Regions from separate parts of the Mus musculus genome. Here regions 1 and 2 are each linked to region 3. The links are chromatin loops, found by intact Hi-C in ENCODE. Cell type or tissue: left cerebral cortex. All regions are shown on one strand.

What was found. Peaks named below come from ENCODE experiments on the same cell type or tissue, not always from the same donor. Only the 100,000 strongest peaks of a DNase experiment are listed, where the experiment ranks them.
Region 1: it touches region 3 in a loop (2.2-fold over the local background); 2 of 42 quality-filtered maps call a loop at or near these places.
Region 2: a loop joins it to region 3, with 5 times the contacts of the local background. A loop is called at or near these places in 3 of 42 quality-filtered maps.

The regions. Positions count from the first base shown.
Region 1 is chr8:28,992,390-29,000,389 of GRCm38, reverse strand. All of the region lies in intron 1 of Unc5d (unc-5 netrin receptor D), which reads left to right. Among named protein-coding and RNA genes, the nearest start is that of Unc5d, 220 kb to the left of the region's middle. In left cerebral cortex, a CTCF peak has its summit at 3,967 (motif pointing left); a DNase peak (open chromatin) is centred at 7,632; H3K27ac peaks cover 947 bases.
Region 2 is chr8:28,716,575-28,724,574 of GRCm38, reverse strand. It overlaps Unc5d (unc-5 netrin receptor D), which reads left to right. Exons shown (of 18, transcript NM_153135.3): 10 at 169-354; 11 at 4,581-4,958. Among named protein-coding and RNA genes, the nearest start is that of Gm32505, 22 kb to the right of the region's middle. In left cerebral cortex, no CTCF peak of the experiment used is centred here; DNase peaks (open chromatin) are centred at 1,487 and 3,998; H3K27ac peaks cover 4,240 bases.
Region 3 is chr8:28,866,032-28,874,031 of GRCm38, reverse strand. The region is part of intron 3 of Unc5d (unc-5 netrin receptor D); the gene reads left to right. Among named protein-coding and RNA genes, the nearest start is that of Gm32505, 170 kb to the right of the region's middle. In left cerebral cortex, a CTCF peak has its summit at 3,195; DNase peaks (open chromatin) are centred at 2,656 and 3,303; H3K27ac peaks cover 1,944 bases.

The DNA.
Region 1 (8,000 bases), 130 kb before region 3:
ATCCCACTCCATTCCTGTCTCTCGTGTTATCACCTAATGATTACTAGGCAGCCCTTTTTTTTCTGTGCCAGTATTTATCCATCACTGGTCCTAGAATTCTATTTTAAGGTTTGTAAAGATGCTGTGACAAATAATTACTGAAAAATGAAACAGGACTTAACAAGTTTAACAAGGTATAAGTTCCAAAATGTGGGGGGGGGGGAAACTCTTTCCTCTGTCCTACTGCAATTGGATATTTTTAGTGAAATGTGAACAGTGTTGACTTCTTGCTCTTGCCAAAGTAAGCGTATATTTACTATGAGATATGTCCTGAGCTCCTCATTAATGTCAATTCTTTGAAGCATTGTATTAGTCTTGATGGATAGATAGTATTGTGTGCCTTCATTATTTTTGGTTTGCAGATGGAAACATAGTAGTGGATTAACTTACACTCATGAAGCAGTGGAAAAGTTCAAGCCTATGGTTCTATCTGTTGCCCAGTAGTTTAAAGTATGAACTCACCAGAAATTTCTACATCTCAAATTTTCTGTGAACTCCTGTTACATTCCTTATTTTCTAAATCCTCCAGTGGAGTTTTTTTTTTTTTTTTTAATTGGGACTATAAACATTTTACCTCAGAAAGAAAATCCAATTTGTTTTCCCTGTACAGTGACCCAGCAGCCAATTGAATGGAATTAGAAAGTCCTAGGGTGAGATCCAACAGCATATCCTGGGGAATTGTGGTATTCTAGGAGGCATGTTCCCTTAGTTGGATCTGCTTCACGTCATCCTGCTTACTACATAAGTCTTGAGCCATCACTTAAAAGTAGTCAAAGGCTAGTTAAGAAAGTTCCAAAACTACATATAAGTGTGAAAACAAAAGTCTGATTTGTAATTGCTGTTCTGATTAGGATTTTATAATACAGTCTTGTATTTAGTTTCAATAGTGTGAGTGATATTTGGTTTCTTTTTCTTAGTTACTATAAAGGCTTTGCTACATGCAATTCATAGAATCTTTGGGTGTCCATAGAGTTTATTATATTTGAAAAGACTTTACATTTTGTATAAGTCATTGAGATGTAATTCACTGTTTACCTTAAAAGAGCCCATTACACAAGATCAAATACAAAGTCACATAGTGCTTCATGAATTTGATTTTTTGATGCTAACATTTATCACCATTTGTACATTTATTTGATGCTAGATATGGATTCAATTTTTTTCAGTACTAAAGAAAAATCCAGTTATACAATTAACCCACTCTCATTTGTGCATAAATCCCATCCACCCTTTCAAGTCTTTGAAAGATCTTTGTGGAAGAATTGTGTATGGTTCCAGTCTATTGTATAAAACCTGTTGCAGGGTTGAGTGTTCATTAAACATGCCTTGACATCCAGATTTTCTGGACTTCTTAGTAGTTTCTAGTTCTTGGCTCACCTTATGTTGTAAATTCCTAGGGTATTAGACTTGCTTTCCAATATTTAAGACTGTTGCTTTATAGAGGAAATCCAACTTCTACCTATCAGGTGCTTGTTAATTTCCACTCATCCCAATGGCCTGTGAGTTTGTCCAAATTCAAAAGTGGGGACTCATCTCTATCTAGGCTGTTTTTTATGATTTCATGAGCAGGTACCTTTTGAACCTTAACACATCTCCCCTTTGGTACATAGGTGAATTACACTGAGCACAGTATTTCTCATTACTGCGCCATCTTCCTTGCTGTTATCCACAGAACAGACATGATGGTACAGATGCTGTTGGCCACTGTTGTAAATGTCCTCTGTAGGAGCTCATTGAATTTGAATACGTTCTGGAGTAGGTAGGCTTACTTCTCACCATAGCACAAAAAAGAAACATTTTGCCTAAAGCTACACTGCAAAGAACTAGAAAGGCTATTTAGTGGTCTTAAATACATAGTAAATGCTTATTACCAAATCTATAAATACCTACTAGGTGCCCATTGAATTGAAGTCCATTAAAAGTGTATCCATCACATGTCTATGTTTTCATATGAAGAATGAGACAGTTGCAGGGGGCATTGTTGTTCAAGAGCAAACCTCTAGCTAGCATGAGAGCTGCAGCTCCACCTGAGAGCTTCTTATCACTAAATTATCACCAGGTCATCAAAGGCATTGTCTCTGGTGAGCACCAGGCCAGAGTTAATGTTCCTGTCTCTCTATTGATATGCATTATCTTTCTGTCCTTTGAGTCATTAAAATTGACCTTGTCTATTATCTCTTCTTTCAAAGGGTGGGGAGGTTGACTTTTCTAGGAGATATGCTCAAACTGAAATGACATTTGAAGTCCTTAAATATGTGCCTCATAAGCAAAACGGCCTGTAAATTACCAGGTCATATTACAGTCGTCCATGGTTTTGGTGGACTGACTTGTGGATCTCCATGAAAGACAGATTACAGGTCAGGAAAAATTACCCTAAGCCATTTATATGCATCCTCCCAGCCTTTTAATGGTGGAGAGATTAGAAAAATCTAGCACTGTCCTCCTTCCCCTTGTTTTCTGTTGCCACTGCCTGCTGCATTTCTATTGAGGATCCATTACATGGGAAATAGAAGAAGGATTGCTCTACCATGAAGTAAAACATCCCACCCTACCTCACTGAAAGATCTAAAATTTTCCTTGACAACATCCCTTGGTGTTTCTATCTCCTGCAAAATTTTCTGAGCCTTCTAACCTTCTACTTCCCCCTTTGCTTCCAGCACAATTTTTGACCTATAGTAGCAAAATCATTTGTCATCTATTAGAAAACAATGTGTTTTAAGGATCATGGTGGCCATAAGTTAAAATTTACATTTAAAAAGAAAGGGGATGGGTAAAGCTGTTGGCTTCAGAATTCTAGTGACTCTGGTCACCAACACTATATGTCACCATTAAAGAGTCCAGACTAAGCCAGGCAGTGGTGGCACACACCTTTAATCCCAGCACATGGGAGGCAGAGGCAAGTGGATTTCTGAGTTCAAGGCCAGCCTGGTCTACAGAGTGAGTTCCAGGACAGCCTGGGCTATACAGAGAAAGAACAAACAAAAACAACAAAAACAAACAACGACTCCAGACTAATTGTTAATACACAAAGTTTTTGACCAATAGAGTATGGGATTCCAGTGTGTTGATTTCTTATTACTAAGAAATTTAAAGAGCTTGAGACATGCTAGGTAAGAGTATGTGAAATTGCTCCTGTCTAAAAGAAATGCAGGGACAAAAAATGAAGCAGAGACTGGAAGAATGGCTGTCCAGCGATGAGCCCTCCTTGGGATCCATCCAATGGGTGGGCACCAAACTCTTACATTATTATTAACCCTATGTTGTGCTTGCAGACAGGAGCCTATGATGGCTGTGCCCTAAGAGGCTCTACCAGCAGCTGACTGAGAGAGATGCAGATACTGACAGCCCAGCCTTGGACTGAGCTTGGGGAAGGATTGAAGGTACTGAAGGGGATGACAATCCCACAGGAAGATCAATACTATCAACTAACTTGGACCCCTGGGAACTCCCAGAGAATAAGCCTCCAACCAAAGAACATACACAGGCTGGTCTGAGACCCCACATGTGTTGGGGGCCTCAGACCAGAACTGCCTTGCCTGGCCTCAGTGGGAAGGATGCACCTAATTGTGTAGAAACTGATACTGGGGGAAGCACACTCTCTGAGGGGAAGGGGAGGGCAGATGGAGGGGAACAGAGGGCAAAGTTTGGGATGTAAATGAAATAATTAATAACATATATATGATTGTTTGAGGAAACTATTTTAAAAAGACTTGCAAAAAATGTTTAAAAAGACTTACTCCAGTTGCTTTGAAAGCTGTTGATGGTAAATATAACCACAGAGAGGATGAATGACCGTAACTTCCTATAATCATAGGAACATACACAATACTGGCCTCTATTATAATCACTTTCCTACATAGGTAACACTGTTATCAACTTCCTTGAAGTCACTGACACTTTAGGTTAGTGCCTCCTGGTGGGCAGCAGCTGCAGAGCAGCTGGGAGTAATTAGAAGCCTAACTCTCTGCTTCCCTTCACCTTCCCTTCCCTCAGCATACTTCAGTGGTACCCAAGAGCCTTTCTCCTGTTCAATACAGGGTTCAGATAAAGCCATAGGCTGTTATCTTCCAAGTTGGTGTGTACTTGATTGAACTGCTCAAATTTCCTTTATTAAGCCTTGCCTTTATAATCCCATTTTGTCTCTTGCCTTAGACAGGTCCTCTGGTATTCTTTCTAGCTACCTTTTTTTGTGCCACCATAACTATACACTTATGACCCAGTACAGAACTCAGGTGAGAGGGGAGAGGGCAGAAAGAACTCAGGGGTGATGGAGGGGTAACTGGGAATGGGGATATCGCTTGAGATGGAAACAAATGGAATGATTCACAATTTTTTTTAAAAACAACAAATGATTGGAACCTCTCAGGCTGTCTGTACCATGATGCGTGAGCTCAGAGCATCTTGAGTCTTCCATATTTGGTGTTCGTTCACTGAAAAGAATTTATTTTGTGTAAATTTGGATAAATCAGTAAGCAATGCATGCTTTCTTCCTGTTCTCATATAGCCTCTTAAGTTAGGATCTTATAACTTTATTTGGGAAACTCGAATGATTTAATACCAGCATTTTGTCAGTTTTGCTTGTTTCGGGTACTCCATTATATATTTTAATAACAAAACCAACCAACCATCCAACCAAACAAGATACTCCATAAAGTGATTGTAGTCTTTCTTCTATCCTGCTAACCTTGGCTGCAGGCCTTGGTTTTCACATATTATTTTAATATGTTTGCATTTCTTCAAGAGACTCTCTTCTATGAATGAGTTGGTCTCTTGCATTGACAAAGATGGTCTACTGGCTAAGATGTGGCCTTTGGTTGTACGACACAACTCCAGACTTGTTTTCGTGATTTTTTTTCCTTCTCTGTCCTTACAGAATACAACCCTGCTTACCTTCCTTCTCCGCAGTTTCCCATCTGTCCACATTAGCTAATATCAGTCTTTTCCTTATGAAATTTATTACTTTTAGTTATTCTGGAACTTTCACCAGGTATTGAGGAACTGAATTATAGCAGTATCCTGGTGTGATTATGGATCTGAGAACTTCTTGTTGCCTAAGTTTTAGCTGGTGTTGTGATTCTTAAATAGAACTTTTCTGGGTTTAACTATGTCTAGATATTTAGGATATTTCCAAAGTCAAATCATTTCGTGCCATAGTATAGGACATTTGCTATTTTAGTGTGATACTGGCCCATGCTATAAAAACTAGACTATGTGACCTAGTTTTGAAAGAGGTTTGAGGATACATTTTGATTTTCAAACCACAGGGAAATTGGTGAACAACCCATTTCTAAGAGCACTTACCTGTTATGAACACACACACACCCCCCCCACACACACACACACTGTGTGAGATTGTATTTGCCCACGTAGGAGCATGTTGGGGCCAGAGGTTTATGTTGTCTGTTTTTCTGGATTGTTTTACAGCTCATGTTTTAAGACAAAGAGTCAGAGTCAATCTCTCTCTCTCTCTCTCTCTCTCTCTCTCTCTCTCTCTCTCTCTCTCTCTCTCTCTCTCTCCCCTGGTCCCCCTCCCCCTCTACTCCCCTCTCCCCTCCCCCTATTTCTCCCTCCCTCTTTCTCTTTCTCCCTCCCTCTTGGTCTCTCTCTGAACCTGGAGTTCATTGTTTCTTCTAGACTGCCTGGCCAATAATCTCCTGATATCTGCCTCTTCATTGTTGGAGTTGCAGGTGCAGGCCATCATCTCCAGCCTTTACATGGGTGCTAGAGATCTGAACTCAGACACTCATGCTTTTGCTGCAAGGGACACATGGGACATCCATCCCTCCAGTCCTAGACTGACCTTTTTATCTTAGAATTTGAGAAAAGCAATATTGTTTTGGAGCACGTCTCATAGTAAAATATTTATTTTCTATGATTCATAACACAGGTATTCTTATTACCTGCCTTTCCTGAAAGGTATGTGCTGCTCAGTGCTTTCTGAAAACAACCAGCCATTCAATAAAAGACTAATAATCTTTTATAAAATTTACTTACCTAGTTAGAAGACTAAGTGATTAGCTCACATATTAGCAAAACCTCATAAAATAGTTATTGGGTATCAGACTTTATTTTTTAGCCTTTTTATATGAATTTGGTACATTTGGTCATTAAAGTAGTACAAACTGGTGTGTTATATTAGCTCAGTACTGTCAGTGAAAAAAACATGCACTAAGAGGTAAAATGAACTTGCCTGAGGTCACAAATCATTTTCAAGCTAACAATTTAACCATAATCACGAGGAAGTTTTGATTTGCAAACATATCCTATAGCGAAGCACTCGTTTTTTATTCTTGTACCACGATGTCTTAGGGTAGATCTTAGGAATGTATCCCATTACTGAATAGAGCTACGTTTAGCTTGTACTTGTTTCTGACAGTCTCTTTGTCTATAGGGTTCATATCTTTCTTCTCTCTTAGTTGATTCCTCCTCTCAATTTTATGTTCATACATGGAAAGGGAGAACGAAGTCCCTTGCTTTTGAAATTTTCTTCATGAATCACTAATTCAGGTCTTTGCTTTGTGAAGGCCTTAACATTTCAGGCGATGCCCTCACACTGCTTACCTTGCAGCTCACTTCCAGTAAGGAATGGTAGTTTATTCCTTTTGCTTCTGTAAAGGAAATATAAATGGCTTTCTGTGTATGGTGAGCTCTTTATCAAGGGCACAGAACCCTTGCATGCACAGTGCAGTGATCTTGTGTCTAGTACATTATAATCAATTACTTTTGATAGATAGTTGTGTGATTCAACATTGTGGAAACCATGCACACTGGTATGATGTATGTATGTGTGTGCATGCACAAAGAAGATAATTCTGATGTCTCTTATTGCCAAGCACTCAGCCACATGATGGTCTTCTAGTTACCACAATATGGCCACAAAGGGACACAAACATAGACACAGGCTTTCTCTGAATCCATTGATTTAAAGCACGAAATTAGCCTTAGCGATGAATTTTCACAACACATGCAGACAAAGAGGGACATCACATCAACAAATAAATGGATATTACTCACTGTTCCTGATCCACAGGTATTTATTGTCTAAATGGACTCCCGTGAAAGACTTCTGATGGTAAGATAACAGACTTATGGCCTCTTAGATGGAGGCATTAGTATTCTGACCCAAGAGCTTCGGGATGCATTAGAATACTTTGAATATTTTCATATCTTTTTACTGCGGGAGCCTTTAGTATTAGAACAAATTGATGTGTATAGTTCAAAAAAAGCTGTTTAGCATGTGATAGCAGGGAATTAACTAATGCATTAATCCTGCAGGCTTCTGTCTTGAGCATGAATGCAAAACTCAGCTGAATATCCACAGCCTCCCTTGTGGAAAACCAATGACTCCACAGGAAAGTAGGGAAAGCTATTTGTTATCTAGCGTCAGATGGCAGAAAGCTAGTGTTTTCTTGCTGTTGTGTTTTTCCCTAACCTCAGAATTTCTATCCCTGTGACCAGTAGCATTCTGTCGCCCTGATGATAGTGAATTTGCATCCCAGAATCCCACAGTTCCTTTTTTTAGTCACTATGAGCTTGCCCATCTGCACACCCAAATTCCATCAAACGGAGGCTTGGGATTTAAGAACAAATGCATTGTATTTTAAGGGACTTCAAAAGTAGCTTTGCTAAAAAGGAAATCTAAGGCAAATTTAATTTGAAAGTCCGTGGCATTTCCCAGGAAACTTTAAACGTGTGGTATCCCCAGGCGATGGCAATCTAAACAGTGGCCATTTGGAGCTCCTACTGGGGCCAGTCTGACGACAGAGTCTAAAAAGTAGGCAAGGCATGAACACATCAGAATAATTTTGTTCCTTTAACATTTATTTCTAAATGTGTCATCAAGGGAACAGGGAAAAAAGAGGCTAAAGTCCTCCGGCATTCTCTGTTAATTTCTTCTCCTAATTGCTGTTTGGCCCAGTTCTGTGTTTATCTATGTTCAGTCCTTGTAGGCCTCTTGGCTG
Region 2 (8,000 bases), 150 kb after region 3:
AACATGGCTATAGTGTAAATGAGAGTCTAACATGTAGCTAGCTTTCTGTGTGGTTTTATTTTCTGATCAGTAGCCTCCAGACTCTAACAGAACACCATGTTTTGTCCTGGGGTGGCTCTATTCCTTGAGCCCATGTTAGCCACTCAGGACTTCTCTTGTGTCTTTCAGGCATTGAGAATGCCAGCGACATTGCTTTGTACTCCGGCTTGGGTGCAGCCGTGGTAGCTGTTGCGGTCCTGGTCATTGGTGTCACCCTCTACAGACGGAGCCACAGTGACTACGGAGTGGATGTCATTGACTCTTCTGCATTGACAGGTGGCTTCCAGACCTTCAACTTCAAAACAGTTCGTCAAGGTCAGCGGCATAGGTCCCCCAACACCTCATCCTTAGGACCACTGGCTGCACTTACACAGGTGTCCTCCGTGTTCTTGATACTGTGCAGAGGTAGCTTGTGGTCCTGGGAGCCGCTACCAAATTGTTTCCATTCATTAACACACCATATTTGATAAAATGATTTTCTTGGTCCTCAGCAACTGTGAGGATGTATGGGTCTCAATTTATTATTGGCAACATCCAATGAAATAGTTCAACATTTGATACAGAGCACTCCTCTCAAATTATCCAACTTCATCTTTGAAGAACCCTAGTTTTAGTTTATGTGTTTAATTTTATTAACTAAGATACTGAGTACTAAAAACTGAGGACACAGCCCCAGAACAAAACTACCCAAAACCTTTATTACACTGGTTTTTAAAATTTCTTTAATTTCAAATAAATAAAAAGGGTTTAGATGATATCGGAGGGATCAGGTATGTGAGGACAAAATGAAATACCAGCCTAAATTACTTTCAGCTATTGCCAAGGCTGACCAATCTTTTGTTGTGGAGAAAGAAACATTTTTCATGTCAAGGCACAGAGATGCTCTTTTTCAGAACAGAGAGAGTCATTTAATCCTCTATTATGAAGCAAACCTATCCCTGAATACAAGGTGGGGATGAGACACATTTGGTTTTAATATTATGAAAAAAGTAACTGTCTCTCTTCAAAGGATGAAGTTTTGGACCGTTACCCTCATTTTCTATAATGTCCCCTTTATTTCTATTCATTGTATAGATATCACCTATTCTAAAGGCTAGACAGTTTCTGCACTCAGCATTTATTGGGTAGACAGATTGCTGAAGTAGAAGCCCAAACCTGCTAGAACAAGCAACTGAGATAAAGCTTAGAGAATAGGCTTCTCCCCTTGGCTTTTATTTTTGGGTACCTTGGTGTTAAGCCATTATTTTTAAGCCACTATTGTGTACAAGTTCACCTGCTTTGAAGTCAGTTACGTTAGAATATGAAACCGCTATGAAGCAAAACAGTTATTCTGAGTCACCATTTCACAACTATAAAACAGGAATGCTAACATCCTCCTCATGGTGTTCTTGTGAAAATGAATATGCTGAGACTAACCTGGGGAAGCCCTTGGCATTTGAGGAGAGCTCATTCTCTCAAGATAGCTCTAGATGCTCACGTGTCCTCTAACCATGGGACAGCAGCATGCTCTGTGGAGCAGCAGGCAATGAATATGAGAGGGAGGTAGTTGCCTGGCCTGAATACGTTTGGGCGACAGTGATTTACATAGATTGGCCAATGTCCTCATGGAGGAGTGATTCAGAACATCAGTATATTGCGAATCTCTAAAAAGAAATCATCTTATCAGATCGTCTGACCATTCTGTTTATTTTTGGCTAAGAATCTCATAAATCTCAGGATAGAAGACAAAAACTCTTTTGTTAACTGCTACCATCCCCATATCCATTGCCAATGAATCTCATTTTTATAGACTGTGACTTTGACCTCCACTGTCTTCAAGGTGATAGCTTGATGAACAACATGTCCGGTACCCCAAGAAGGGGAACAGCAAGAATGTTAAGCAGAATTTTGTCCTAGTTTTCTTTCTGTAATGAAATTGTAATTAAATACCCCCCCCAAGAGAAAGTTAAGGGAAAGATAGTTTATTTGGTTTACAATTGCAGATGGTAGCCCATCATTGCTGGGAAGTCAAGGTTGATATTTGAAGCAGCTAGCCACAGGCATCACGGTCTATATCAGAGAAAATGAATGCTTATGCTTTTACTTGTTCTCAGCTCACATTCTCTGCTTGTACATAGTTCAACACCCAGGGAACGATGTTGCTTTAGAAGGCAGCTTCTTCCCATATCACTTAATATAACCAAGACAATTCTCCACAGACGTGATGGAAGGCCAATCTGATTTTGATAATCCCTTATGCCAGGAGATTCACGCTGAGCCAAGTTGACAGTTAAATTAAAACTAACCATCGAAATCATCTTGGGTATGGTAGATGTAGACGACTTGTTCCACAAGTGTAAAGCCCTTGGGTTCAATAGATAAGAAGATAGAAGGGAGGGATGGAAGAAAGATAAAAAGTCAGGCATATGGAAAGAATACAATGCTTAGGTTAAATGAGGAAAATTGTTTTTTAAAGAGAAGGGAGGGGTAACAAGACAGCAGGAAGAATAGCTGGCCTTAATCAGGCTTCGGTCAGGTTGGCAACCAACACTTTCAACTATAGACTTATACATTTGAGTGTGTATATGTGTGTGCTTTCCCTGTGTGCTTTTCTATGTCTGTCTGTCTGTCTATCTCCACTCTCTCTTCTCTCTTCCCTCTCTCCCCTCATGTGTGTGTATATTTTCTCTGTCTCTGACTTTCTCCCTGTCATCTCTGTTCTGCCTCTGTTTCTGTCTCTTTGTGTGTTTTTCCTTTTTGTTTTCTGTCTGTCTGTCCCTCTCTCTTTTTCTCCCTCCTCTGTCTGTCTCTGTCTCTCTTTTAATTTCTCTGTCTCTCTCTACCTTTGGCTCTCTGTTTCTGTCTGTCTCTTTCTCTATCTCCCTGTCTCTCTGTCTAGCTCTCTGTCTGTCTGTCTGTCTGTCTCTGTCTCTGTCTCTGTCTCTGTCTCTGTCTCTGTCTCTGTCTCTGTCTCTGTCTCTGTCTCTGTCTCTCTCTCTCTCTCTCTCTCTCTCTGTGTGTGTGTGTGTGTGTGTGTGTGTGTGTGTGTGTGTGTATGTGTGTGTGTGTGTGTGTGTGCATCTGGGTATTTTCCATGTCTGTGCTAAGTATCAGAAATATTTTCCCCCATATGCTAAGCAAGTCTTTCAAAAGTAGCCAAAAATTAAGATATGAGTTTTTGAAGTCTCCATGGAAACTGCTATTTCAAACTGTTTTCAAATGTGCTGTGTTCTTTAGTCCTCCTTTTTTCCTGTGGAAGACCACAGACAGGAGCAAGGTTATCATCTATTGAACTCTGTGTGGTCCTGTTAAAAAAGACTGCTTGATGGTGGCTGCATCTTAGCACAACAGCCCCTAGATGGAAAAGGGGCAACATCAAAGGGCCATTATAGTTGCATTATCTTTTTGTGTATTTTCTCTGTGATTCTTGATTCTTAGCCTATCCCAACAAGGGGTGAGAAAATCCACAGTGATGGCTCCCCTCATGGCACTGTTACAAATTGGGAAAATAGACAAACAATAGAGACTAATACAATACAACCTAGAATTGAAGCATTTTCAAAAATACCACATTTAAAACATGTTTTTTTTGGTCAGGTCCCAAAAGAATATTGCTTAATATGATTTGGGTTTCTACTTGAGCTGTCATATTGACGAACTGGTAAGGGTGGGAGGCTGGGGAGTGAGGGTTATTCTGTTATTTACTAATAAATGCGATTACTTCATCACGAGAAAAATATCACAGCCTTTTTAATATCTGGCTTGGAAAAAAAATGGTGAGCCCAGCAGATGACTAGAGCACTGTCCAATTTCTGCTGTGTTGTGTGAAGACTGTTTTGTTCATTTTTTTTTAAACCAGCAAGGTACCTCCTTTCTGAGATGCTCCCACTTGCAATCCAAGCCACTCTCTGCTGCAGCATTCTTTCCCTCACAGAGTGACATCTGTGATGTTCAAGTACATTGGCCCCTCAGACTTAGAGTGATTCATAAGTCCCCTGAACTATTTGCTCCAAAGCATGCTTGCTCCCCCGGCTCCAGGAGCTGCTTAGAATTTTACAAGGAATTTTCCACCTCCTCTGTGGGCTCTTGTCTGCAGCACCAAGAGTCACTACACGGTAGCATCTCTTGCTATTTAAAAGGAACAGATGTTATTTTGCTCCTAACTGGGTTGCAAAACATCTTTCTGGTTTTTGTTTTTTTTTTTTTTCCTTTCCTTTTCTTTTTTAACTTTTCTTTGCCAGTTAAGATAATCACACAAACACTACCTGAGGCAAGTGGCCCTAATCCAGTGTCAGACATGTTTGTCTTGAAAAGGAGGCATGTCAAGAGTGTTAGATGTGAGGGCAGTGAGGGCATGATATTCAGAAACTGACCTGGAAGGTCAGAGGTCCCCATTCCCAGCCACTGGCATGGTTCCACCTAGGTTAGCAGGGGAAGCTAATACCAATCAGTACATCCAACGCCAATACAAGATGTTCTCCTTTTAATAGAGGCAACTGCAAAAAGAGTGATGGAGGTGTCTTTTAGTGTCTGAGTGACAGATCATCTTTTTTTCTTACTAGGAAATTCTCTACTACTGAATCCTGCCATGCAGCCAGATCTGACTGTGAGCCGGACATACAGCGGGCCCATCTGTCTGCAGGATCCGCTCGACAAGGAGCTCATGACAGAGTCCTCACTCTTCAATCCTTTATCTGACATCAAAGTCAAAGTCCAGAGCTCATTTATGGTTTCCCTGGGAGTGTCTGAGAGAGCGGAGTACCATGGCAAGAATCACTCGGGGACTTTCCCCCATGGAAACAACCGCGGATTCAGTACAATACATCCCAGAAACAAAACGCCGTACATCCAAAATCTGTCATCACTGCCGACAAGGACAGAGCTGAGGACAACTGGTGTCTTTGGCCATTTAGGGGGACGCTTAGTAATGCCAAATACAGGTGGGTGGTAAGTGTGTGTTTGCATATTTTCCTCACTTGTGTAAATATCTTTTTATAAGTATGCAATAATCAGATTCATTTGGAAGTGATCAGCGAAGGCTGGGGCTGCACTTTGTGTGCCCAGGAGCCCAGATGTGCAGCTGAAATAGAGCAGAGCCATCTCTCTGCCTGCCAGCAGGACAGAAGACCACGTTGATGCTGCTGATCGCCATCTTTTAGCATTATACCTATCAGGTGGTATGGAGAGGCTCCTGGTTTTGAGACCCACTGGAATATGTCACCTAGGGCATGGTAAGGAGGAAAAGAACACAGTTCTTTTCTACAACTGACAAGTACCATATTTAGCCAAAGCACATGTTTGCACTGACAAATAATTTAGGGCACGGACAGTCACATTTCTTGGGCCCTCGATAATTATTTTGACTATTTTTAAGTGATTATTACATTGGTTCTTGGCAAGCAATGACGATGAATCATTGCATTGTTGCTCTTTAAAGTTCAAACATTAGTTCTAGAGCTATGCCACACGCACAACCCATTTCAAAGTATGTGTTTCCCTTTTTTGGGTTTTAAGAGAGGAGATTTCTCTGGATATTTGTAGGTGGATATTTCTGATCCCTGGCACAGGTTACTTTAAAAATGTCATCCCTAGCTGTCGCTTGATCTTCACGGTTGTTGCCTGAAGCCAGAGTAGAGGGAAATGAGATTGCTTTCTCCTCTTAGTCCTAAGCCGTGGGAGGCAGGTGAGTTCCATGGCAGATATCGAAAGCAGAGAGGGCCAGGAACATTAGATCTAGCCATGCTCTTAGAAACTGAGTATCAAGCGAGTGCTCAATGAGGAGAGATGATCAGGATTTTATCCCATAAAATGAAATCTGTGACAGGATTGGTCTTAGACTATGACTGCAGCTACCTTACCTATCTAGTAGCTTAGACTTGAAACTGAACTTTCTCTTCACTTCATAATTTTAACCTCATTCTATCCCAAATTAGTTGTGTACTCTCACACCCAGTTTCAAAATATAACTTACTTCTGGAAAATAGCCTAAGTTACGTCTCTAGAAATGATGATGTTCCCCAACCTACCTTGCCAGTGTTTTAGGGCATGCTGGGATTCTTATTTCCCATTAGTTTAAGTGTCCCATATGAGTGACAGTGTATGATGACAGTCTAACTTGTCTCACTAGGGCATAACTGACCAATAGGACTCTTCTTTTAGAAAGAAGCAGTCAGCCATATTTATCACATGAATTTGTAAAACATATAAAAACGGAACATGCATCCCTTGTTTTACCAAAGACTAGGATGTGAAATCAGAGTCACATGAAGCCAGTGAGTTACTACTATGCCTTTATCAAAGCTCCTCACGCATGTTCCCATCCTTATGTGTACAGGGTTCATATGTGTTTGTGTTTACATATTGAACTAGTGTCAAGAGCAAACTATTCATTGCCCATATTTGCTTAATTTTCATCAAAGAAAACATGGAAATGAAACCTGGATGAATGAGAAATATTTCTTTCCCCTCGTATCTCTCTTGAGAGACATCCTTGTTGAAAACTAAAACTCTGATAGCTTGTTGGCGATCCCCACCCAGTTTCACCATAAATGGGATGTTTTTAAGTCTCCTGACAAGAACCACTGGGCAAGATTGAAGCTGCACATTTCAAATGAGTTTTAGGAAAAAGAAGTATGAGGTATTGAAACAAGCTCCTTGGTCTTTGTAGGGCATGAATGCAAACTATGCCCTGGGGAACTGAAGTGTCCAGAAAGCACGCCACAGAAATTAGATTGCTCTAATGCCATCCATCCTGAATTGCCAGGCGCTACACTCTGGAACTCATTTATTATGCAAAATATGAAAGTAGAAACTCTGACAGGTGGTTCTATTGTCGTATCCAATTTTAAAAAGCTGTCAGAGTAGCAGGTGGAGTTGGGGAGTTGTATTTTCTTTTAAATCAAAGATCAGTGGTGAATGACATGTTGCAAATGGAGAGTTCTTTAGGGGACCCGAGGCATGATAATCAGCAACTAGCCATCAACATGCTAATGTCCACTGTTCTTCTACCCTTGGCCCTGGGATTAACTCTTTTCAGCCTCCATGTGTAATGTATATTTGGATAGGAAGTATATTTAAAGGCTAGTAGAAATCATGAGTGAGGGAGAGTGAAAAATGTAAGGGCCACTTTAAAGAATTGATTCAGGTTGAATTGGGAGTATCTTGGATAATGTTTCCACCTAAACATAGGGAATTAAGCTTACCTGAAAGAAGTGGGATAGTGTAGGCCCAACAAATAGTCCCAGACAATGATGGTGCACACAAGACAACATAACTCAGAACCTGATTTTATACTAACAATTTTGAATCCTTTGCGTATCTTTTCCTATTTGCAATATGTTTATTCTGGGTCCGGCACTGTGCTAAGTGTCATTACTGCAACAGGGCCCAGTTGCCTAATTATAGACTGAGCTTCTATTGAGGAGTCTTCATGATTCTTTGTCTTCGTGGCATAGAGATAATGGAGAAGAAACAACAGAGAAATAAGTGCCAAACTGAATCAAGGCTGAATGAAGGTTCAAGGCAACATGTGAACCTTAAATATCCCATCTGTTAGCATCTGTGTTCAGTACTAGGAATGGGTACGGCTACAGTTAAGGAAGAACAGGAAATGTAAGGGGCATCTGACTGGAGGTCCCCAGCATGCCAGTTACAGTTATCATACTACTGATGTGAAGGTGTAGAATGTAAATGCCTCTCCTACTGAAAAGCCATGAACAGAATTTTAATGAGTCCCATTCTTAGTTCTGGTGAAAGATGCTGATGATTACTAACCTGTTACTGAATAATGATGTGAATGTGAATCACAGATAACCTGGTTCACAATAAGGCTCACATTCCTTGACTCTGTAGCTGCTAACACACATACACACGGAGAGAAGAACAAGAAAGCTTGTCAACAGCAACCTGCAAGCTTCCTCTGCAATTATCTCTAACAAAAGGGAAAAACGGTGAAAGCTGTATTATTCAAAACATAGGAGGAA
Region 3 (8,000 bases):
CTTCTCCAAGGTCCATGTCGCCTATCCTTTGAACTATTATCAATACAGGTTTCCCAGTCTGTGTCCATCTCTTTGGTTGTCTCCCTCAGTTGTCCTGATTGCCATGTGTCTATCAGAACCTCATGTTTGGTTCACAAAGCCCATCAGAGATTGGTTCACACCCACCTGTTCTCATCTCTCATCACGTGGACTATACTCCACACACTTTGTCCTTTCAAATGCATGGTTGCCACACATGTCAGCTTTGCCTTTCTGACACACCCCATCCACTAGTGCAGTCTGCTAATTTGCATGTGTAGCGGGACAGGAGAGAAGAGCCTAGACTTCACATCCCTGCTCCATTTCCATTTCTGTTCTGCATCGCCTTAGTTTTGTACAGGTGGAAAGCATAGCTCATTTTCCTCGGTCTTAATATCTCCATATGTGAAACCGTACCTATTTCCTGGAGCTGTTCTGAGCATTGCTGATATACCCGAGTACTAATTATGTAACCTAACAACACCAGTGAATACTCTCCAGCTATGACCTGATGCCCTGTGGCATACCTGATCCTCTCCTGCACTGTTTCATGGGCTGGTCTTCACTGATGCTTACTGACTGAGTCTTCTAGGTTTGCCTCTACTGTGCTGACCCTCTCTGCATGATAAAATAAGAGATTAGGAAATATTAATAATGGAAAAGGAATTTTTCATTATGTCACTTTCCCTTTAATCATTTGACCTTCATAGACGTCTGAGATCCTTTTCTGATAATAATCTTGTGATTCTCTCTAAAGATTTTAAAGGAACTGTACTTTTCATATGATAAGCTCATTTGTATATAAATATTTTTTCAAGCAAAAATGTTAGAATATCATTATAGCCCGTATTATACAATTCACTTAATGAGTTCTCTAATAGTGTTTCCAACATATTTTTAATTTCTTCCCATGTAGCAAGTTAGAGGCTCTTTAATTTATTTAAAATTATTTATGCAAGCCAAGACATGATTTGTCATTAAATATTGCATTTGACTTGGGGACCAATGTGTATTAAAATGTAAATTGAAATTTAACTAGTGTAATGGCATCAAAAGTGTATGTGGGGGTGCCTTCAGGATCTTACTTGGATGTTTTATTCGCTTGCAGGAAAAACATGTTTAAAATGATTTTCTATTTTTATTAGACTGAGAGAAAAGAGTTCTGACTTTTGCGTGTAAGTACTTCCTAACGAATAGCACATTGCACATGAGGATAGTCCTCATTCTGAATAAATGAATAGGCAAATTAGATATAATTGTTACAATGTTTCTTCTTTTTAAGATTGTTTTTTAAGTAATAGAGGCATCTTAATGTGCTAAATAATCATTGGTAGATAAATGCAGTTTATGAACGTGAGGACCATCATCCGAAGGGACTTTACAATTTACTGTCATCTTTATAGAATTCAATAAACCGTTCTGTTTCAGCATCTGAGCCCCTTATGCTTCCTGCATTGAGCCAATGAGCCATTAAGGATTTAAAATTTTTTAAATTGCATTGGGCAAAAGCGCCAAGGCAACTGGGACGTCGAGCTGGGGGACATATTGACAGGAGCCTCTTGATGTGATCAGGGTTACTAATCTCTACGAAACACCAGGAGGTTCTCTGGATGCTGCTGCTTAGAGATGGTTTGATTTTTAAGAGGAAGCAACACTGAGAAAAATCTCCTGTTATTTTTTATGATTCATCTGTTCCTCAGAGTGGACCCTATTGGAGGTAAAAGTTACAGATACCGAGCACTGTCTTCTATGATACTCTGGATTAGACTATGGAAATATGATAAATGTTGTAAATTATTTATGCTTATATTATTTATTATTTAGTTTGCTATCTACTATGTGATTGTATAATATGGTTAAGGATTTTGTGAGTCTGTAAGCAGATATCATTGGGATATCTTGCCTAGGAACAAGATTTCCATAACTCCACCGTGCACCATCATGTCAATCAGCAATCAGCATGGTCCTCATCTAATGCTGAAGATTCAGTTCAAATAATTCAGGAAGCCTAGTATTGGGTCTCTAATTGAGAATTTCTATTGAGCTTCCTGAATGTGAGAGCTGCTAGTTGATGAACGCCCTGTACCTCCAGTCCTGAGAATTTATGTAATATTATTTGAGGCATTTCTATTTGCCCCATTTAGGATTTCCTATGCCTGCTTTGTTCAACGTGTTGCCAAAAGATAAAGACCGTGACTGAAGGGGAAGGTCATCTAGCCATTACCAAAGTGGAACAGAGCCCCATCTGTCTGCCCATTGTATTCCCTTGCGTATTCTTACTGCTAAGCCCTGTGAGTTGCCCTCTGTTAAATAGAAACGGGAGAATCAAAATAGAAACCTTTATGTGCATTTGAGTACTTTCTTGAGGGAAATGGCAGTTGTTTTCCTCTTTCATTTCTAAGTCAGTTGTGAACCTGAACCGCCTCATGGTCAAGTTCTACTGTGTGTACGCTTCTTATTGGGAGCCAGTGTGCTTGTCATCCGCCTTCACTAAGATCCCCCTTAATCACACTAAGGCATGAACAGGGAGAAATTGGCTGGCCACCAACTACAGGGGGCTGGAAATAGCAGAGACCTAGTTACCAAAGTGAGTTTAGGAAGGTAAAAATAGGTAAATAAAAGCAGCCTACATTGACCCCCACCAAGCTGGCAGAAGCCTGTCTCCAGGGAACAACTCCCACAGGCCCTCCCTCATCCGTCTGCTTCACTTGGGCTGGAAGATACGTCGTGCTGTGGCATCTGCTGCTGGACTATTGTCAAAACCAGGAATACTCAATCATTCCTAGTTGTTTATTTTCATGGGTGAACATTTGGCAGCTTAGCCCTCTCTTTTATTCTCTGTTTTTCTTTCTCTCCTTCATCTGCTTATAAGGTGTTGTGCCTGTAGCATTAAACTCTTAGTCAAGGAAACCCTTCTTGACACTTGGCTACTTTACCTAATTTTGTACTGAGAAGGAACTATCCCTGTCCTATAATTGAGCCTGTTCTAGCAAGTTGGACATTTGGAAGAATACACAGTAGGAAATCACTATTTTGTTGATTTTTTTTTAAAAAGGGGCATAATTTGAGACATGCTGAATAAAATGTAAATATGATGTTTATTTGAGATGCTTCTAAAATATCTATGCAATTGTGGCAAGGAATGAAGAAATTAGAAAAATCTCATTTACAGCCACAGGGTGCTCTATACTTGCATGCTGGAGTGAAACAGGATTATTTTATTTTTCTTTTGGAGGTGGTTTCCTTTTGAAAAATCAGAAAAGAAAAAAAAAACTATTCAGTTGTCTCTATTGTGCAGCGCAGCTTCCTGGCTTCAGTAAATAATTTCATATGCTGGGAACTGCTGGGGCCTCTGCCTCCTGCTAGCAACATTAAATATGGGGATAAATAAATGTTCGTATACTGTAAAATTTTCAGGAGTAACCTCTTTTGCCTGCCTTGCCCCATGACGTCCTTACAGGTGTGCTGCGCTCCACCTGAGTGAGTGAGTGAGTGAGTGAGTGAGTGAGTGAGTGAGTGAGTGAATGAGCACCACTTAGATTCTCAACCTGTGGTTCACAGCCTCTTTGTGGGGGGTCAAGTGACCTTTTCAGATGGGTCACCTAAGACCTTCAGTGAACACAGATATTTATATTGTGATTTATAACATTACCAAAATTTCATTCATAAAGGATCAAGGAAAGTGATTTTATGGTTGGGGGGTCACGACAACATAAGGAACTGCATTAGGAGGGTTAAGAACCACTGTCTTAGATGCTTGGGTATAAATTCTTAGGCTCAGAGGTATAGGCTGCTTTCCCTGTCTGTACTTTGCCTGTGTTCATTATTGTCCCAGAGAACATGCATAGGTCCATCTCCCTGTCTCTGACTCTTTATTCGTACGTTATGCCCCTATTGAAGGATTATCCTACTTGTTGCCTTATACATAGACACCAGCATAACAAATCTGTTCACCCCACTGACCTCAACAGCCTCTTAGACTAATTTGGACATCCAAGAGCCTACTCTGGTATCCAGCTTCCAAATTTTATGGATTCAAGTTTCCATTTCTGTCTTCCCACAGAATTTTTTTAGGACTGTTATCATGATATTTGTAATCACAATTATTTTGAAATTACCTGTGAATTCATTCTATATGTAGATAGATACAGAGAGATAGATAGATATAGTTTTTTTTTTTCTTTTTTCGAGACAGGGTTTCTCTGTGTAGCCCTGGCTGTCTTGGAACTCACTCTATAGAACAGGATGGCCTCGAACTCAGAAATCCTCCTGCCACTGCCTCCCAAGTGCTGGGATTAAAGGCATGAGCCACCACCTCCCATCTATCTTTTTATATTTTTGAACTGCCTCAAGGTTCCACCGTTATTACCTTCACTGTTTTGACTTCCAAGTCACAAGCAGATCTTATTGTCACCTTTGTAGTGGGTACGTCTTGAACAGCAATGCTATTCATGTAAAGCTTAACTCCTCTTCAGAAAAAGGCATCTGTTCATTGTTCATTGTGATGATGTCCAGCTGTCTGACTTTCTTGTGAGTCTATGGCTAATAAGAACATGGAAGAGTCATCTTTGGCTTCCCTTATCTGGAGATGACTGCATACTGTCAGCAGTGCAGTAAGCAGAGGCCAAAAGGGAATAGAAGAGATGAAACATTACAATCATGTTACACCATGTATTACATATGTGACCTCAACTGTTTACACTGTCTGCTCTGGTCCAATATTCTCTGTCCACATACTCCTACATTGTGGGAAACAGTCTTCAATACCTTGTATGAAATGCACACAAGTTTAAAGCCTTAATTTCTCTTTTTACAGCAAAATGTCCCCTAAAGTTAAGAAAGGCAATAAGCTAGCTTTCTTCTAAAGATCAATCATTTCCCATAACCATACATTAATCTATAAGATATAAGATACTACTGAAGGATGTGAGAGGCTTAGTTTCGTAATCATATTGTAAGCTGCATAAAATCATCTAGTCAAGGAATGTATGTTTGCTAAAGTACAGCTGCAGTCCAGTAGCGAGGCTGCACACTGTGGGGTGCAGTTGTATCTACCTGAAACCATGCAAATGCTGTTTGCTTGTCAAGCCCAGTGCTAATGAGTGTCATGTTTGCACAGATGTGCCATGGAGACTTACAGAAGCAGATCTGGGAGCATGCTTTCTGAGCCCTAGTGTACAGTGAGCAAAGTTTGGTGTTTAAAAGATAAAAGTTTGGACCAGGAAAATCAGTCTTTTGAAGCATGTGAAATTATATGGAGCATAACACCTGTGAGCCAACTCTGAAAACTCAGGCCATATATGTAGTAATTGGGTTTTTTTTTTAAGTGAAATAACTGGCCTTGGAAGCCTATGGATACCCTCAAATTCTATCATACAGGATTTAAAGAGTGCTGTTTTTACTATAAAGCCAGCAGCAGCATCTAGGTATTAAGGTCTAAGTATTAAGGTGACAAATGACTCTAGAGCCTGGAACCAGACATGACCAATGGTGGAGCAATGTTCCTGCTATAGAATCGCCTCGTGCACTATACATGGAGAAGAAAAGGACATACATCTGACAGTGACATTTGAGACTATATACTTACGTTAGATATCTAGGTAAGATGGCAGACAGGTTGCTTACAAATTAAACGATGATATCAAGAGTAAGTGGAGTCAGTTCATTGGTAGAGTGCTTACTTAGCATTCAGGAGATCCTACATTTGAACCTCTGCACTCCACAAACATCCTATAATCCCAGCACTCTGAAGGTGAACAGAGGTTCTAGGTCATCAAGCTAAATGGAGAGCAAGGCCAACATGAAGGCACAACTCAAGCAAATGTTTGACATAATGGTAGACCTTAACTGAGGTTACATCATAGTGCCTAGAATTTCCTTCAGCCATGTACTGAGAGTCTTCAGGTTAACACTGATACAGCTTACTGTTGCCACTCTTTCTGTGTTTATATCTCTATGATCTTGCCCCACTGAACCATGGGAAGTGTTCTGAGATTCACATCATTAGGTATTTTTGTACTTGCTTACCCAGGTTGCATGCTTCCATATGATAAGGAAATATGGAATAGGGCTAAAGCCAACCTACCCTGTGGAAGTATATTCTGAAGTAAGTATATTCTTAGTAAGTAGGAATTCACTTGAAAATTGCTACAAAAGCAAAGAAACATATATAACTGTACAAGTCAACTATATGTCCTGAATGTTTATACAACTGATCTTATAGCAAGCTTCTTTACAAAAGTTACCACAAACCCATGCAGATAGCTAGATCTGTGGGTTCACTGGCAACAGGAATTATTTAATTCTAGTATTATACACACACACACACACACACACACACACACACACACACACACACACACATATATATATATATATATATATATATATATATATATATATATATATATATATTAGATTCAGACTTGTGGAATTCTTTAATATAGTACCATGTCTCCCTTCACTGCCCTTACTTAAGTATATTTTATGATACTTAAGTAATTATGAGAAGAATTTAATAGAAAACTATTACCCAGAGAACCTGACAGCCTCTGGAACAGGCAGAAGCACAGAGGCGCTGAGGCAGCACCCTGTGTGGGCCGGGGACAGCCGGCCACCTTCCGGACCGGAGGACAGGTGCCCACCCAGCTGGGGAGGCGGCCTAAGCCACAGCAGCAGCGGTCGCCATCTTGGTCCGGGACCCGCCGAACTTAGGAAATTAGTCTGAACAGGTGAGAGGGTGCGCCAGAGAACCTGACAGCTTCTGGAACAGGCAGAAGCACAGAGGCGCTGAGGCAGCACCCTGTGTGGGCCGGGGACAGCCGGCCACCTTCCGGACCGGAGGACAGGTGCCCGCCCGGCTGGGGAGGCGACCTAAGCCACAGCAGCAGCGGTCGCCATCTTGGTCCCGGGACTCCAAGGAACTTAGGAATTTAGTCTGCTTAGGTGAGAGTCTGTACCACCTGGGAACTGCCAAAGCAACACAGTGTCTGAGAAAGGTCCTGTTTTGGGCCTTCTTCTTCGGCCAGGAGGAGGTCCAAATACAAGATATCTGCGCACCTTCCCTGTAAGAGAGCTTGCCAGCAGAGAGTGCTCTGAGCACTGAAACTCAGAGGAGAGAATCTGTCTCCCAGGTCTGCTGAGAGACGGTAACAGAATCACCAGAAGAACAATCTCTAAACAGAGTCAACTATAACTACTAACTCCAGAGATTACCAGATGGCGAAAGGTAAACGGAGGAATCTTACTAACAGGAACCAAGACCACTCACCATCACCAGAACCCAGCACACCCACTTCGCCCAGTCCAGGGAACCCCAACACACCTGAGAACCTAGACCTAGATTTAAAAGCATATCTCATGATGATGGTAGAGGACATCAAGAAGGACTTTAATAAATCACTTAAAGAAATACAGGAGAACACTGCTAAAGAGTTACAAGTCCTTAAAGAAAAACAGGAAAACACAATCAAACAGGTAGAAGTCCTTACAGAAAAAGAGGAAAAAACATACAAACAGGTGATGGAAATGAACAAAACCATACTAGACCTAAAAAGGGAAGTAGACACAATAAAGAAAACTCAAAGCGAGGCAACACTAGAGATAGAAACCCTAGGAAAGAAATCTGGAACCATAGATTTGAGCATCAGCAACAGAATACAAGAGATGGAAGAGAGAATCTCAGGTGCAGAAGATTCCATAGAGAACATCGGCACAACAATCAAAGAAACTGGAAAATGCAAAAAGATCCTAACTCAAAATATCCAGGAAATCCAGGACACAATAAGAAGACCAAACGTACGGATAATAGGAGTGGATGAGAATGAAGATTTTCAACTCAAAGGTCCAGCAAACATCTTCAACAAAATTATTGAAGAAAACTTCCCAAATCTAAAGAATGAGATGCATATGAACATACAAGAAGCCTACAGAACTCCAAATAGACTGGACCAGAAAAGAAATTCCTCCCGACACATAATAAT